Regions from separate parts of the Homo sapiens genome. Here region 1 is linked to region 2. Evidence: read pairs that join two places in POLR2A ChIA-PET (ENCODE). Cell type or tissue: CD4-positive, alpha-beta T cell. All regions are shown on one strand. Links, peaks and the distances in the headings refer to the core of each region. The heading gives the core; the rest is flanking DNA. Region 1 overlaps FAM78A (family with sequence similarity 78 member A). Region 2 has its middle 22 kb from the start of PRRC2B.

Region 1 (8,323 bases), core at 17-8,016, 120 kb before region 2:
AGGGCCTTGCCTGATGACCCCCCGGAACCCTCCTCCCTGTGAGGAAAGCGTAACCCTGTCTTGCAGATGAGGAAACCGAGGCTCAGTGGTGCCGCCGAATCACTCGGATTTGCTAAGCGCTTACTCTGGGCTGGGCACTTGTCCAGAAGCTCAGGACCATCGGCTTCACGTGCCTCCGCAATCTCGTGAGGTGAGGAACCACCTCCGTCCCCACTCCATGTCCTAGGAAACCGAGACCTGAGAGGAGGGGGACTTGCTCAAGGTCACAGCCGTAGAGGCACCGCCCGCCCAGGAGGGCTCACATGACCCTCTCCGGCCTCCAGGCCCAGCTGCAAGAGGAAGCACCGTCCTGGGGAGCCCGGAGACCCAGGCCCCCCTCACAGGCGAGGGGCTGGCACGCGGCCTCTGGAGGAACTTCTGGCCTTCACCGTCTCCGCCTGGTCACTCGTCAATGGCCGGCTGCCTTCTGGAAAGCTGCTGCTGCGCGACAGTGACCCTGGGTGGAGTGAGGCATCCACGGGTGCTCGCTCCCAGAGATGGAGGCCGGAGCCCTGAGCAGAGGCGCCGGCTGTGCCCCGGTCCTCTGTGGCCCCCAGGGCTGCAGAGCTGGGCAGGTCGATTCCCTTGTCACTCCTAAAAGAACATTTGAAGCCCCCAGCAGGCTGGTGTGGGCACCCCAGTTCCTCAGCTACTCTGGGCTCTCCTTCCCCAGAGGCTGTGGGACCTGCCTTCCGGCCTCCGTCACATGACCGCACAGCGAGGAGGCGCTTCTGTGAACCAGGAGGTGGCCCTCACCACGCAGAAACTGTGGGCGCCTTCATCTTGGACTTCCAGCCTCCAGAACTGTGAAGGATTGGTTTCTGTGGTTGACGAGGCATCCGGTCTATGGTTACTTTATTCTAGAGCCCAACTGGGCCAAGGTGATTGTACGTATCTGTGAATATACTAAAACCATAGAACCGTACACTTTCTATTTGCTTTTATTTTGTGAGACAGGGACTCACTGTCGCCCAGCTGGAGTGCGGTGGCACGATCAGGGCTCGCTGCAGCCTCGACCTCCCACCTCATTCTCCTGAGTAGCTGGGATGACGAGAATGTGCCACCGCGCCCAGCTAATTTTTGTTGTTGTTGTTAGCTTTTTGAGATGGAGTCTCACTCTGTCACCCAGGCTGGAGTGCAGTGGCACAATCTCGGCTCACTGCAACCTCTGCCTCCCGGGTTCAAGCAATTCTCTGACTCAGCCTCCCGAGTAGCTGGGGTTACAGGCGCCCGCCATCACACTCAGCTAATTTTTGTATTTTTAGTAGAGACAGGGTTTCTCCCTCTTGGCCAAGCTGGTCTTGAACTCCTGACCTTGTGATCCACCTGCCTCAGCCTCCCAGAGTGCTGGGATTACAGGCATGAGCCACTGAGTCTGGCCTATGCCTGGCTAATTTTTAAGTTTTTTTGTAGAGATGGGGTCTCACTATGTTGCCCAGGCTGGTCTCAAACTCCTGAGCCCAAGATCCTCCCACTTCGGTCTCCCAGAGTGCTGGGATTACAGGCAGGAGCCACTGCACCGGCCAGAACCGTACACTTTTTTTTTTTTTTTTAAATGGAGTCTTTGTCACCCAGGCTGGAGTGCAGTGGTGCAATCTCACTGTAACCTCTACCTCTCAGGTTCAAGTGATTCACCTGCCTCAGCCTCCTGAGTAACTGGGATTACAGGCGTGTGCCACCATGCCCTGCTAATTTTTGTATTTTTTTCAGTAGAGACAGGAGTTCGCCATGTTGACCAGGCTGGTCTTGAACTCCTGACTTCAGGTGATCTGCCCGCCTTGGCCTCCCAAAGTGCTGGGATTACAGGCAGGAGCCACCACACCCAGCCAGAACCGTACTTTAAATAGGTGAGTTGTGTGGTATGTGAACTGTATCCCAATAAAGCTGAGGTAAAGCATTTTAATACGTTTGTGTGACTGTCTGACCAGCATTCAGTCTGCATTTGTCATGGATGCTGAGAATCCCACATCACTAAGCCAGGCCCCTGTGGTCTAGATGTTGCAGAAGAATTGAGCCGTATTTAGAGAGAAGAGTCCCTGGTCTCTGAGCTAAGCCCTGGTGCTCAGTGTGATTATTCTGGGGGCTCCATTTGCATGTTTAACACGGAGCACAACTGCTATGCCTTTGCTGGGCCCCGGACCGGGGAGGACAGGGTAAGTGTGCGTGTCTCTGGCCTGACGATTAGGAAACTCAGGCATGTGAGGTTGAGCGACAAGCCTGGCCTCACTCAGCAAGGCAAGTGGCAGCCAGGAATAGTGCAGGGCTCCCAGCTGTGTCTGGCCCGCCGTAAACACCCACCCTTCTTCTGTCTGATTGAAAAGGGAACATGAAATAAGAACCAGGGCTCAGGCTGATACAGGAACTAATCCTGCCTCTGCATTCCAAGTCGTGCCGTCTGGGCCTGAAGGGAGCTGGGCTGGCCTTCGCCAGTTCCCATGTTGATTTCGGGTTCACCTCCCTGCACACAGGCACAGAGATGGAGTTCATTCACTCCGACGTGTTCGCTTGCATTTAGTAGTTTCCATCGGCCGGGCGCAGTGGCTCAAGCCTGTAATCCCAGCACTTTGGGAGGCCGAGGCGGGCAGATCACTGAGGTCAGGAGTTCGAGACCAGCCTGGCCAACGTGGTGAAACCCCATCTCTACTAAAAATATAAAAATTAGCCGGGCGTGGCGTGGAGCGCCTGTAATCCCAGCTAGTCAGGAGGCTGAGGCAGAATTGCTTGAACCCGGGAGGCAGAAGTTGCAGTGAGCTGAGATTGCACCATTCCACTCCAGCCTAGGGGACAAGAGTGAAACTCCGTCTCAAAAAAAAAAAGTTTCCATCGTCCAGGGTCAACAGGGCTGCTAAGGACTCGGACTCAGCGTCATGCCGAGGAACCTTAGCAACAGGACAGCTGAGGGCAGTCTGGTAGAACTGGGGTACCAGAAGGCTGGGGTGTCATAGAAGGAGCTGAGACAAAGCACGGGGTCAAAGGCCGGGTGTTTGAAACCAGCCTAGCTCTGCATCTTCCCAGAAAAGTGACCTTTGGCAAGCCCCTTGGTCCCTTCTGTGGGGCAGCGTCCTCACTGATTGAAGGGGAAGAGCATACTTGAAGGGTCAGCAGTGGCAGGAAGGGGCCTGGACAGCACCGGAGTGGCTGGTTGTGCCCTGTGATCCTGATGGGCAATTTTTGGACTGTCACACAGTAAAATATTTGCTTTCATCCTATGCCCAGACCCCAACCAGGTGGGAAGCCATTTCTGTGGGGGCGCCCAAGCAGGATAGAGGATGACCAAGAGAACCACCAAGCCAGAGGCGACAGAAGATCACCTGGGCTGTTAGAAACCTCCGAGGGCCTGCAAGCGCCACAGGCCATCACACTTTTTTTTTTTTTTTTTTAGATGGAGCCTCACTCTGTCACCCAGGCTCTGGAGTGTAGTGGTACAGTCTCGGCTCACTCCAACGTCTGCCTCCTGGGTTCAAGCGATTCTCCTGCCTCAGCCTCCTGAGTAGTTAGGATTATAGGCACCCGCCACCATGCCTGGCTAATTTTTGTATTTTTAGTAGAGACAGGGTTTCACCATGTCGGTCAGGCTGGTCTTGAACTCCTGACCTCGTGATCCACCCACCTTGGCCTCCCAAAGTTCTGGGATTACAGGCGTGAGCCACCGCACCCCGCCAGGCCATCAGCTTTTTTGTTTCCTGATGAAACTGTCTTCTTTTGGGCTCCAAGAGGGGCTTTCCTGTTTGGCCTCATGGCCCAGACTACAGCAAGTCTCTGTCCCATTTAAAACAGCCCCAGAGCAGAAGAGGCTCTCCTGAGAAGTGACTTTGAAAGTGGGAGGTGGAGATGTTATGGGGTCGCTGTGCAGCTGCTTCTCCCAGACCCTGGATGTCTCAGGCAGGTGAGCCTGGCCTGGCCCAGACAGCCGGCTCTCCCAGGCCCAGATCCTGGAGAGGAACCCGTGACAGCTGGGCAGAATCTACTGTCTGTGCCTCTTCTCCCAGTCTGGACTTCTAAATTTCACCTGCTGTCAGCTGGAGAGGCTGGAGGGCTTCCACTCTGTGACTAAATGCCACTTGGAATCCACTTTACTCACAACTCCCTCCTTGTACATTTCCCTCTCGAAACTGTTACCCACAGATTCAGCTGCGTCTCCCCATCTCCCGTCTCACTGCGCCTCTGCATGAAGGCTTTGCTCTCCTGAGCTTCTGAAACCCTGCTATCAGGTTAGGCCTGCATCCCATTCTCTGTACACACACACACACACACACACACACACACACACACACACACACACACACACACACACACACACCATAGTCTCTCATGGGCAGAGCTCAGGAGCCGACTCCACACCGAGAAGCCAAACCACGACAGTGAACTGCACCACCCAGGAGCCATCTGCGTGGAGCTCGGCCAGCAATGCCTGTTATGCAATTTCCTGCTTTGGTGTCTCAGCCCCAGGAGGCAGGATGTGAGCGCCGTTGGTTTGCTGCAACGTGGAGAACCCACAGAAGACCCGAATTCTGATGCCCAGAGTGCATGGGGCCTCCCTGTCCCCGTGGGGGTGCAGAGAAGCCACTGCCCACCCTGGATGATGAGCCTGTGTGCGGTGGGTGCAGCAGCCGGCCCCTGCTCAAAGGGAATCAGATGGGCTCATTGTGGGCCAGAAAGAACTGACTGCCCCGAGACTTCCGGGGTGGGGAGGGGGGTGCACTTCCTGCCCGGGGCACCCAGGATGGGGGAGCAGAGGCCTGGGACCTTCTCAGTAACAGTCACCAATGTTATTGGACACTGCACATGGCCCCACCGTCTCAGGCTCAAGACTGAGAGTGCGCTATGGCGAGAGGTGGCTCTGTGGCCAGAGTTCGAATCCTGGCTCCGCCTTCCCCTAGCTATGTGGTCTCAGGCAGCTCCTTGGCGTCCACTCTCCCCGTTCCTTCGTCTGTGAAATGGGGGTGGCAGTTAACACCTCCCTTGTGGGGTTGTCATGAGGATTCAATGAGTTCGCACCCAGAAAGAACAGGGAGTTTCCACTGAATCCGCCAGGAGGCAGCTCCTCTGAAAATCTCCATTTTCTTTTTCCTTTTTTTTTTTTTTTTTTTTTTTTTTTGAGACAGGGTCTCACTCTGTCACCCAGGCTGGAGTGCAGTGGCGCAATCTCGGCTCACTACAGCCTCTGCCTCCCGGGTTCCAGTGATTCTCCTGCCTCAGCCTCCTGAGTAGCTGGGACTATAGGTGCCCACCACCACACCGGGCTAATTTTTGTATTTTAGTAGAGACGGGGTTTCGCCATGTTGGCCAGGCTGGTCTCAAACTCCTGACCTCAAGTGATCCACCCACCTCAGCCTCCCAGAGCGCTGAGATTACAGGTGCGAGCTACCACACCTGGCCACATCTCCATTTTTCCATACAAAGTAAGTAGGGCTCAGAGGGGCTGAGTGTCGGGCTCAAGCTCACATAAACGGCCTTGAACCTGTGATCTACCTTCAGAGCCCACAGCCACTCCAGGACCTCCAGGGCCCCCACCCATGTTTACACAAGAAAGCTCCATTTATAAGATGGTATCCATTCAAGGCTGGGGCCCCACAGGACCCCTCAACAGCTGCTGGCTGAGGGCAGGGCATGGAGCCCCCGTCCAGACTGACACTGTCCTGCTTGTCCACAAGAAGACAGCTTTGCAGGCCCAAGTTAAGGGTCAATCTAAACCTTAATCGCCCTTGACATAGGGGTTTTACTGTTCGCCAAAAAGTCAAGCTGCCCCCAATTCCTAGCTCTACCTCCAAGCCCACCACCCTCCAGGCAGGGCACTGGCAGGGGCACTTCCAGGTGCAAGGCTGAGACCGCAGGGCTGCTCTCGCTGGAGCTGGGGCTGTGAACAGAAGCAGCTGGAAGGAGCAGGACTCAAAGGCTGGCTCCCTCCTCCCATCTCCCAGGCCCTGAGTACGGGGATCCCAGCCTCAGCCCATCCTCCTGCCCCCCAGATACGTTCACCCCCGCAGCCAGCACCGCTGAGCCACCCACCCCAAAGTGAATCTCCACTTCAGAAACATCCAGGACCTAGCCAAGCCTACTTTAAAATTACATTTTATTTCTCTTTATGAATATTTGCTTTTTGTTTTTTGTAAAAAAAAAAAGGTTCATTGTACATCTTCTTCAAGAGTCTTGTGCCTCCTGGTAAGTGCATTGGTTTGTTTCACAGTACTCTCCACGACCAAGGACGGTTCTTATTGCTGGAAGGAGTGAGTGGATGTCCACGCCAGGGCGGGGCTGGAGGACATAAGAAGAATCGGGGCCCTGGCAGGAAGCCTGGGGCCTGTGCTCCAACATGAGCAAGGAGGCTGAAGGAGCAGACCGGGGCTCAGCTGAGCGTCCGTGGCCGGACCTGCAGCCTCTCCAGGGTGTTCCTAGCCCTTCTTCGGTGAGGAAGGGCAGAAAGAAGGGGCACGGGTGAAGGTGGGTCAGGGGGCAAGGTGGGCTGGGGGCCGGGCATGCAGTGGGAGGGGTGCTGGCTCCTGCCTCGAGTGTTTGCTCTCACTCAAGAAATGCGGGTTCGGGGGTCCTTCACCCCCTAGCAGCTCAGGAAGCCCCTTTCCATTCTGGTCTCCAGCCCCACCTCCAGGAATAAACCAGCGGCCTGAGACCCGCTTCCTGAACCCCCAGGGTCCTGTCCCTGCTTTAGTGCAACAAAGACCTGAGTGGAGAAGTCTCCAGTGAATGAAAGCTGAGTCCCAGCCCTGTCCCCACCCATCCTCAGACATGCAGCTGGGACCCACTGTTCCCCTAAGGCTACTGCCTTTCGGGGTGGCACGGCCTCCATCCTCACAAGAGAACCTGCAGTTTCTGCGGGGAGGTCCTGGCCCCCATCAGGGGCCCCCTGAGCACCGTGCCAGCCGGCAGCTCCAGCCCAGTGTGTCCCAGGACAGCCTCCTGGCACGAGCTGGGCCCGGAGACCGACGGCAGTGGCTAAACGGTCATTAAGCACCCCTTGAATAAACGCAATAGCCCGTGGACAAAGGAGCAGGGCAGGGACTTTGGTTCCCACACCGTCCCACGCTGTCACGGAGACTCTTACAAGTGGCTCATCTGCAGCAGAAATGGATTATTTTTCTAAATGGACGGTTTTCTGTGCTTGATAATTATTAGGCTGAGTGTGGGTCCCGGGCGGGTAGCTGTGGGTTTGGCAAGCTGGAAGGAGCGTGGCTTCAGCGGGATGTCCCCTAATAGCCCCTGCAAGTGGCCACAAGGCCGACACTGCTCAGAACCCTGGCACAATGGGTCAGGACTAAGTAAGCCCTGGAGCTCCAGTGACCTGGGACCGAGGGAGGGCAGGTCCCAGGGATGGGCTTCCAGACGTCTGTCCTCACCTGTTGCTCTCCACTGTGCCAGCCCAGCCTCCAGAGTGGCTCTGAACCCTCTCGACGATAAGCCCACCCAGCCCTCCCAGCCCTTGGCCTGGATTCACTTATTTGAGGACAGGAAGCAGGGGCTCGGCCGACTGCCTCCCAAGACTTCCCTAGAGCTTGGGTGCCTTCCACCTCCATCACTGTGGCACCCAGAGCCTGACTGCACCGTCCCGCTGCCCTGAGGGCCTGGGAGGGGCGCCCCTGAGAACGAGCCCTGTCTTGGCCCTTTTACAGTACACCAGGGGCCAGCCAGCCACAGGGGCCGGGGCCCACCCGATTCAAGTCTTAAAATGCCCTGCAAGAAGGGACGTGAATGCCTTCCTTACCTTTGAGACTAACATTGAGGCTGTGTGTCGGCGGTCCAGGTGGCCGGCCCCCAGGCATTTGGGACCAGTGTGGATGGAGAAGGAAAAAGCCACACACCTGGAGGAAGGGCCAGGGACTCAACTGGGGGTGGGTCCTGAGGACTGAGAGGGTGAAAATTCCCTGGGCTCACAGGAGCCTGCCTCTCTCCTCCTAGAGCCGCCCAAGGGAAGTTAAGGCTGCTGGGAAGAGAGGGGAGAAGAGGCCAGGCGACTGGTGGAGCCACCCCCCGCCAGAGCTCACAGCCCCTCTCCGCAGGTGCAGGGATACGACCTGGGGGTGGAGGGAGAGAAGGGGCTGTTCAGGCAGAATCTACCTGTGGTTTTATTTCTGCCAAAAAGAAAGAGTGAGCAGCTGGTTTCGGGTCTAAATGCCCATCCTCACCCTTCTCCCAAGACAACCGGGAAGAAGGGCTCAAGAGACTCTCGCGGGCGACCCCAACCCTCCCTCCACCTCTGGCAGAAGAGGAAAAGTCCGGTAGAAAAGAGATCCTGCTTTCTTTCTCCGATTGGTTTTCTTCCTTTCAATTC
Region 2 (8,323 bases), core at 309-8,308:
GCAGTGAGTTAAGATCGCACCATTGCACTCAAGCCTGGGCGAGCGAGACTCCGTCTCAAAAAAAAAGAATAAAAAAAAAAAAAAAGAAATCCTAGCCCCCCAAGGTGATGGTATAAAGAGATGGGGCTGGGCTGGGCCAGATGACTCAGGTCTGTAATCCCAGCACTTTCGGAGGCTGAGGCAGGAGGATAACTTGAGCTCAGGAGTTCAAGAACAGCCTGGGCAACATAACGAGACCCTGTCTCTACTAAGAATTTAAAAAAAAAGAATTGTCGGGCAAGGTGGCTCACACCTGTAATCCCAACACTTTGGGAGGCTGAGGTGGGCAGATCATGAGGTCAAGAGATTGAGACCATCCTGGCCAACATGGTGAAACCCCGTGTCTCCTAAAAATACAAAAATTATCCGGGTGTAGTGGCATGCACCTGTAATCCCAGCTACTTGGGAGGCTGAGGCAGGAGAATTGCATGAAGCGGGAGGCAGAGGTTGCAGTGAGCTGATATCATGCCATTGCACTCCAGCCCGGTGACAGAGCGAGACTCCGTCTCAAAAATGAATAAATAAATAAATAAAGAGAGCAATGGGGCTTTTGGGAGATGATTAAGTCACGAGAGGTGGATACCATGTAAGGACACAGCCAAAGGACAGCTGTCTCTGAGCCAGGAAGCAGGCCCTCACCAGACAATGAATCTACCAGCACCTTGCTCGTGGAACTTCCCAGCCTCCAGAACTGTGAGAAATACATTTCTGTTGTTTGTAAGCCACTCATTTTATGACATTTTGTTATAGCGGTCCAGACATGCTAAGACAGGTTATAAATACTAACAATAGTGCTAAGCTATTAAGAAAAGGTTGGGCCAGGCGTGGTGGCTCACGCCTGTAATCCCAGCACTTTGGGAGGCCCAGGCGGGCGGATCATGAGGTCAGGAGATTGAGACCATCCTGGCTAACATGGTGAAACCCCATCTCTACTAAAAATACAAAAAATTAGCCGGGTGCGGTGGCAGGCGCCAGTAGTCCCAGCTACTCAGAGACTGAGGCAGGAGAATGGCGTGAACCCAGGAGCGGAGCTTGCAGTGAGCCAAGATAGTGCCACTGCACTCCGGCCTAGGTGAAAGAGCGAGACTCTGTCTCAAAAAAAAAGAAAAGTTTAACTATGTCCAAGATCCTCTATTTAACAGGACAAAGATAGTTTGTTTTTTTTTTTTTTTAGACGGAGTTCCGCTCTTTTTGCCCAGGCTGGAATACAATGGCACGATCTCCACTCACTACAAGCTCTTCCTCCCGGGTTCAAGCAATTCTCCAGCCTCAGCCTCCTGAGTAGCTGGGATTACAAGTGCCCGCCACCACGTCCAGCTAATTTTTGTATTTTTAGTCAAGATGGGGTTTCACCATGTTGGCCAGGCTGGTCTCGAACTCCTGACCTCAGGTGATCCTCCCGCCTCAGCCTCCCAAAGTGCTGGGATTACAGGCATGAGCCACTGCACCTGGCCAATGGATCCATTTCAAAAATCTCTTAATAAATTTTACAAAAACTCACCATGGTGTAAATGTGCCATCATTCTTTGCCTGGCCAAGTTCCTGTGTGTCACCTTGGTGAGGTGCTGCAGCACAACAGAAAGCAGAAGGTCTGTGATAAGCTGCATAGGGGTTCACATCCTGGCTCAGTCAGTTACTCGCTGGGAAAATTACTTCTCTAGTCCTCAGTTTCCTCATTTATTATTATTATTATTATTATTTTGAGATGGAGTCTCGCTCTGTCACTCAGGCTGGAGTGCAATGGTGTGATGATCTTGGCTCACTGCAACCTCCACTTCCCAGGTTCAATAGATTCTCCTGCCTCAGCCTCCCAAGTCACAGGGATTACAGGCACGTGCCACCACGCCCAGCTAATTTTTTGTATTTTTAGTAGAGACGGGGTTTTACCGTGTTAGCCAGGATGGTCTCGATCTCCTGACCTTGTGATCCGCCCACCTCAGCTTCCCAAAGTGCTGGGATTACAGGTGTGAGCCACTGCACCTGGCCAGTTTCCTCATTTCTTAAGTGGGGCAATAAGGCCGGGCACAGTGGCTCATGCCTGTAATCCTAACACTTTGGGAGGCCGAGGCAGATGGATCACTTGAGGTCAGGAGTTCAAGACCAGCCTTGCCAACATGGTGAAACCTTGCCTCTACTAAAAATGCAAAAATTAGCCAGGCATGGTGGCAGACGCCTGTAATCCCTGCTATTCAGGAGGCTGAGGCAAGAGAATCACTGGAACCTGGGCGGCGGAGGTTGCAGTGAGCCGAGATCGCACCACTGCACTCCAGCCTGGGCAACAGTGAGACCCTGTCTCAAAAAAATAAATAAATAAATAAAAATAAAATAAAGTGGGGTAATAATAGTACCTGCTGCAGAGGGTTGTCGTAAGGATTTAATGAATTGATGCATGTAAAGCACCTGCACAGGGCTAGGACGTGAAGTCAGAGTGCACTGGCTGTTTGTGTAGTATGAGTTACTATTCATGTTTCAGCATGCATGCCCCTTACTGGTTCTGAAGAACACAATGGTCTTTGGTTACCAAGATACAAGTAAACAATTGAAGATTACTTTTGGGTGTTCCTACACTGATGAACAATCCTGTGTGTTTTTATCTCCCTAGATAATTTTAATGATCTGGAATGCTCTTAATGACCTAATTTGGGGCTGGGCATTCATACCTATAATCCCAGCACTTTGGGAGGCTGAGGTGGGAGGATTGCTTGAGCTTAGGAGTTTGAGACCAGCCTAGGCAACATAGTGAGATCCCAGTCTCTACAAAATATGCTTTTTTTTCCTTTTTTTTTTTTTGAGACAGAGTCTCTCTCTGTCGCCTAGGCTGGACTGCAGTGGCGCGATCTCGGCTCACTGCAAGCTCCGCCTCCTGGGTTCACGCCCTTCTCCTGCCTCAGCCTCCTGAGTAGCTGGGACTACAGGCACCTGCCACCATGCCCAGCTAATTTTTTCTATTTTTAGTAGAGACGGGGTTTCACCGTGTTAGCCAGGATGGTCTCAATCTCCTGACCTCGTGATCCGCCTGCCTCGGCCTCCCAAAGTGCTGGGATTACAGGCCTGAGCCACCGTGCCCGGCCTACAAATTTTTTTTTTTTTAATTAGCCTGGCATTGCAGTGTATGCCTGTAGTCCCTGCTACTCAGGAGGCTGAGATGGAAGGATCTCTTGAGCCTGGGAGGTTGAGGCTGCAGTGAGCTGTTAATTGTACCACTGCACTCCGGCCTGGGAGAGAGTGAGGCTATGTCTCAAAAAAAAAAAAATCTGACTTGGGAGTATTTTCTTTCTTTCTTTTTTTTGAGACAAGAAATCTCGCTCTGTCACCTAGGCTGGAGTGCACTGACGCGATCTCGGCTCACCGCAACCTCCGCCTCCCAGGTTCAAGCGATTCTCCTGCCTCAGCCTTCTGAGTAGCTGGGATTACAGGTACATGCCACCACGCCTGGCTAATTTTTGTATTTTTAGTAGAGACGAGGTTTCACCATGTTGGTCAGGCTGGTCTCGAACTCCTGACCTAGTGATTCGCCCGCCTTGGCCTCCCAAAGTGCTAGGATTACAGGCATGAGCCACCGCGCCCGGCCGGGAGTATTTTCAAAACAACTCTAAAGCAGAATGCTGTTCAAGTCACCTAATTTCTGCCTCATATGGTGTCTCTTTATATGCATAAGCCTCACTATTTCCCTAGGTCCCTTGGAGATATTATCACGAAGGTGACTGACTGATGGACTTCATCTTTTGGTATCATTATATACTTCCGGTGGCATGTTACCCTTGTTCAGCAAGCCCAAGGGGCACTGCGTGCAGGGATTTTCACTAGACAGGATCGTGTCAGCTTATTAAATATAATAAACAAGTGGCATCAGAAGTAAGATCTACCATTATCCTTTCCTGTTTTTCTGATAACATGGAAATTTTGCATGTTTTCAGGCTGTTGCCATTCTTGCCACTGCCTAGCTTTATCACACCAGAAAGTACAGCGTGACTGAGAATTCATATAAACCTTCCAAAAATCTTCTCTCAGAAAATGAACCGGATCTCTCCTGGGCCTCATACACCTCACAGATAACAAATCTTCATCCAAAAAAACGTTTAGCTTTTTGTTGTGATGAATTTCTTGCGAGTCTTCCATTTAACTTCTTTAACAACTTCACGATGATCTTTGCAGATAAGCTCATTCCCACAGAGGTTCCTTCTCCTACAGAGAATTATGTCGAGGACAGGGAGTTTTTGGTTTTGTTCTTTTTCCCCCACCGATAAAAAACTACAGAAATGAGAGGCCATGCACCAATTTCTGCTGGTCACAGTTCTGGATCCTTCTCCTTTGACCAAATGTCCTCAATTCCCCCACTTGGCTCTGGAGATGGGTTTGTAACCGAGAGACCTCGCTGTCAGCAATTAGCTTCCCCCTCACCCCGCCAGACGGAGTCTCGCTCTGTCGCCCAGACTGGAGTGCAGTGGTGCAATCTCGGCTCACCGCAACCTCCGCCTCCCGGATTCAAGCAATTCTCCTGCCTCAGCCTCCTGAGTAGCTGGGTTTACAGGCGTGCACCACCATGCCCGGCTAATTTTTATATTTTTAGTAGAGACGAGGCTTCACCAGGTAGGCCAGGCTGGTCTCGAAGTCCTGACCTCGTGATCCACCGGCCTCGGCCTCCCAAAGTGTTGGGTTACAGGCGTGAGCCACCGCGCCCGGCCTTTAGCAATTAGCTTTTTGATTTTTTTCTTCCGGTTCCTTTGCTCATAAATCTCTACAAGCGGATCACTGCTCTGCCGCAGAAGCGCCACCTGCCACGACAGACTCAAGTTTGTGTGCTGCCGCTGATGGGTTGTGTCCATTTGCTTTCGGAGAAGGCTCCAAGTCTAGGTTCCGAATTCGGTTGCAAGCTGGGGACCTTACTGGGGGGTTACACAGACCACGGCGTCTGACTTCCTCTCAATCTCACGAGCCAAAGCTCCTGTCAGCATCTTGGACAGTCTTTCCCGGGGCAGCGGCCACCACCCCGCTTCGGCTGGCCCTCCGCCCTCGAGCCGGACTGTCGCTGCACTGGACCGCCTCGCACTACCCAACACACGCAGCACGGCTGCCGGCGCCGGGACCCTGCGGGAGTCAACTGCTAGCATCTCAGCCCAGCTGGCGTGAAAGTTCGTCAAAACCCATGGCGGTATCTCGGCCAATCGGAGCTGGCCAATGGATGAGAGGCAGCTATTTCATTCAATCACGTCCTTCCGACATCCCGCAGCTCTCCCAATCGCAAAACGATGCAGCCAAAGTCGCTCCCGGAAGATGCGCGGAAGGCGGGGAATAGGGAAGGGGTGTGGCCACAGGCCCCGCCTTCCGCTCTGGGCCGCCGCGATTCTGGGCGTGCGTGAGGGAGGGTGGGTGCTGAAGGCGGAGGCAGCACCCACGCCAGGTGAGCCGTCGTTTCTTTGCGTGGATCTTTTAGGATCGCTCGTCTAGGCCGGGCGTGGTGGCTCACGCCTGTAATCCCAGCACTTTGGGAGGCCGAGGCGGGCGGATCACAAGGTCAGGAGATCGAGACCATCCTGGCTAACACGGTGAAACCCCGTCTCTACTAAAAATACAAAAGATTAGCAGGGCGCGGTGGCGGGCGCCTGTAGTCCCAGCTACTCCGGAGGCTAAGGCAGGAGAATGGCGTGAACCCGGGAGGCGGAGCTTGCAGTGAGCCGAGATTGCGCCACTGCACTCCAGCCTGGGCGACAGAGCGAGACTCCGTCTCAAAAAAAAAAAAAAAAAAATCGCTCGTCTACAAAGAAAAGGTAACGTTTGAGGTAATGGATATTTCAGTCACCCTGATTCGTTCATTACACATTGTATGCATGTATCAAAATAACACATATACCCCCCAAATAAGACCTATATCAATTTTAAAAATACCAAAGAAAATCACTCGTCCATACTGTGAGTTAGTGTGGTTAAAACTAAACACACTGTGGCTGGGTGCGGTGGCGCCCAGCGGAGACTCTGTCTCAAAATAAATAAATAAATAAATAAAAACTAAACACACTGCACTGATTCACTTATCCAAGAGTTGCAGGTGACGCCTTCTGTTTATGTTTATCTGTATTCTAAAAAAAGAAAAAAGTCAGAATGATATTAAATTTTGCTAACATGTATTACACAGATTGAACGCCACTCGGCATCAGTCTGTATAATGCATATTGTAAAGTTTAACCTCGCTCTTTTTTTTTTTATTTTTATTTTGAGACAGAGTCTCACTCCATCCCTCAGGCTGGAGTGCAGTGGTGTGATCTTGGCTCACTGCAACCTCTGCCGCCTGGGTTCAAGTGATTCTCCTGCCTCAGCCTCCTGAGTAGTTTGGGATTATAGGCATGCACCACCACGTCCAGCTAATTTTTGTATTTTTAGTAGAGACGGGGTTTCTCCATGTTGGCCAGTCTGGTCTCGAACTCCTGACCTCAGGTGATCTGCCCATGTTGGCCTTCCAAAGTGCTGGAATTACAGGCGTGAGCCACCATGCCCAGCCGATTTTTTTTTTAAGATAACAGATAAATGTAAATAGAAGGATCATATTTCCCACACACATCCCAGGGGACCAGCTTGCACCCTCCCCAGGGTACCACTGCCTCTCTTAGGAGACTCTGCCCCACAACACTTCACTTCATTGTTTGTAGAGAGGCAGAAGCTGGGCAATTAATGTGTAGGTAGACTGGAGACAGACTACCCAGGTTTGAGTCCTGTCCCTTCCATACATGTGCTGAGTGACTTCAAGTCACATAACTTCTCTGTGCAATTTCCTCATCTTCAAAATAAGGGCACTGGCCGGGTGCTGTGGCTCACGCCTGTAATCCCAGCACTTTGGGAGGCCGAAGCGGGTGGATCACGACGTCAGGAGTTGGAGATCAGCCTGACCAACATAGTGAAACCCCGTCTCTACTAAAAATAAAAATTAGCCGGGCATGGTGGTGCATACCTGTAATCCCAGCTACTCGGGAGGCTAAGGCAGGAGAATTGCTTGAATCCGGGAGGCGGAGGTTGCAGTGAGCCGAGATTGCGTCACAGCACTCCAGCCTGGGTGACAGAGCAAGACTCTGTCTCAAAAAAAATAAAAAAAATAAAAAAATAAGGGCATTAACAGTAGCTGTCTAGCAGGGTTTTTGTGAGGATTGAATGAGTTATTATGAAGGTGCTTAGAATAATGCCTAATCCATAATCTGCACTTAATAAATGATGCTGTTGAGGGAATGGGTGTTGTCTCAGAGCAGGTAGGAGCTCGCCATGTTATCTGTCCTTATTTCATTGTCTGCCACAGGCTTTGGGGTCAGAAGGCTCTTGTTCCACATTGGTTCTCCAAGCATGCACATTTTACCTTATAAAATTTACTTAAACTTTCTGAGACTCAGTTTCCTCCTCTGTAAATGAGAACTGATGTTAAGGATGAAATTCGGCTGGGCGCGGTGGCTCAGGTCTGTAATCCCAGCACTTAGGGCAGCCTAGGTGGGCGGATCACCTGAGGTGTTCAAGACCAGCCTGAGGTCAGGAGTTCAAGACCAGCCTGGCCATTGTGATGAAACCCTGTCTCTACTAAAAATACAGAAATTAGCCGGGCATGGTGGCGATTGCCTGTAATCCCAGCTACTTGGGAGGCTGAGGCAGGAGAATCACTTGAACCCAGGAGGCGGAGGTTGCGGTGAGCTGAGATCTCGCCACTGCACTCTAGCCTGAGCAACAGAGTGAGACTGTCTCAAAAAAAAAAAAAAAAAAAAGGCCGGGCATGGTGGCTCACGTCTGTAATCCCAGCACTTTGGAAGGCTGAGGCAGGTGGATCATCACCTGAGGTCAGGCGTTCAAGACCAGCCTGACCAACATGGTGAAACCCCGTCTCTACTAAAAATACAAAAAAATTAGCCAGGTATGGTGGCGCGCGTCTGTAATCCCAGCTAATCGGGAGGCTGAGGCAGGAGAATTGCTTGAACCTGGGTGGTGGAGGTTGCAGTGAGCGGAGATCGCGCCAATGCACTCCAGCCTGGGTGACAGAGTGAGACTCCATCTCAAAAAAAAAAAAAAAGGATGAAATGATAACATGCATGTAGCATGCTTAGCATGGTGCCAGACATGTAGTAGAGTCTCAGTAAACAGTAGCTGTGACAGAGACTACTGGGTGTTCAGCAATCCTCATTTACTTTTCCTCCAGGGCACACCACTGGACTACAATTCCCAGCCCCCTGTGTAGTTAGATGGGGCCATAAGACAGGTATGGATGATGGAATGAGGCCAGAGTGATGGGCATGCTTCCCGGCCTGTGTTTCCTTGT

Evidence for each region. ChIA-PET counts read pairs that join two places held together with the same protein. Peaks named below come from ENCODE experiments on the same cell type or tissue, not always from the same donor. Only the 100,000 strongest peaks of a DNase experiment are listed, where the experiment ranks them.
Region 1: POLR2A ChIA-PET joins it to region 2 with 10 read pairs; 14 of 35 experiments call an interaction of 5 or more read pairs at or near these places.

Annotation. Positions count from the first base shown.
Region 1 is chr9:131,251,983-131,260,305 of GRCh38, forward strand. It overlaps FAM78A (family with sequence similarity 78 member A), which reads right to left. Exons shown (of 2, transcript NM_033387.4): 2 at 6,096-8,323. Among named protein-coding and RNA genes, the nearest start is that of FAM78A, 20 kb to the right of the region's middle. RefSeq lists a silencer at 632-948 and enhancers at 655-704, 1,900-2,401, 3,958-4,107, 4,488-4,667. In CD4-positive, alpha-beta T cell, for the core only: a CTCF peak has its summit at 630; DNase peaks (open chromatin) are centred at 799, 2,289 and 4,439; H3K4me3 peaks cover 2,789 bases; H3K27ac peaks cover 5,701 bases.
Region 2 is chr9:131,368,292-131,376,614 of GRCh38, forward strand. It overlaps a transcript of PRRC2B not described here. Among named protein-coding and RNA genes, the nearest start is that of PRRC2B, 22 kb to the right of the region's middle. RefSeq lists enhancers at 4,531-5,052, 5,053-5,576, 5,069-5,188. In CD4-positive, alpha-beta T cell, for the core only: no CTCF peak of the experiment used is centred there; DNase peaks (open chromatin) are centred at 5,270 and 5,862; H3K4me3 peaks cover 1,721 bases; H3K27ac peaks cover 1,024 bases.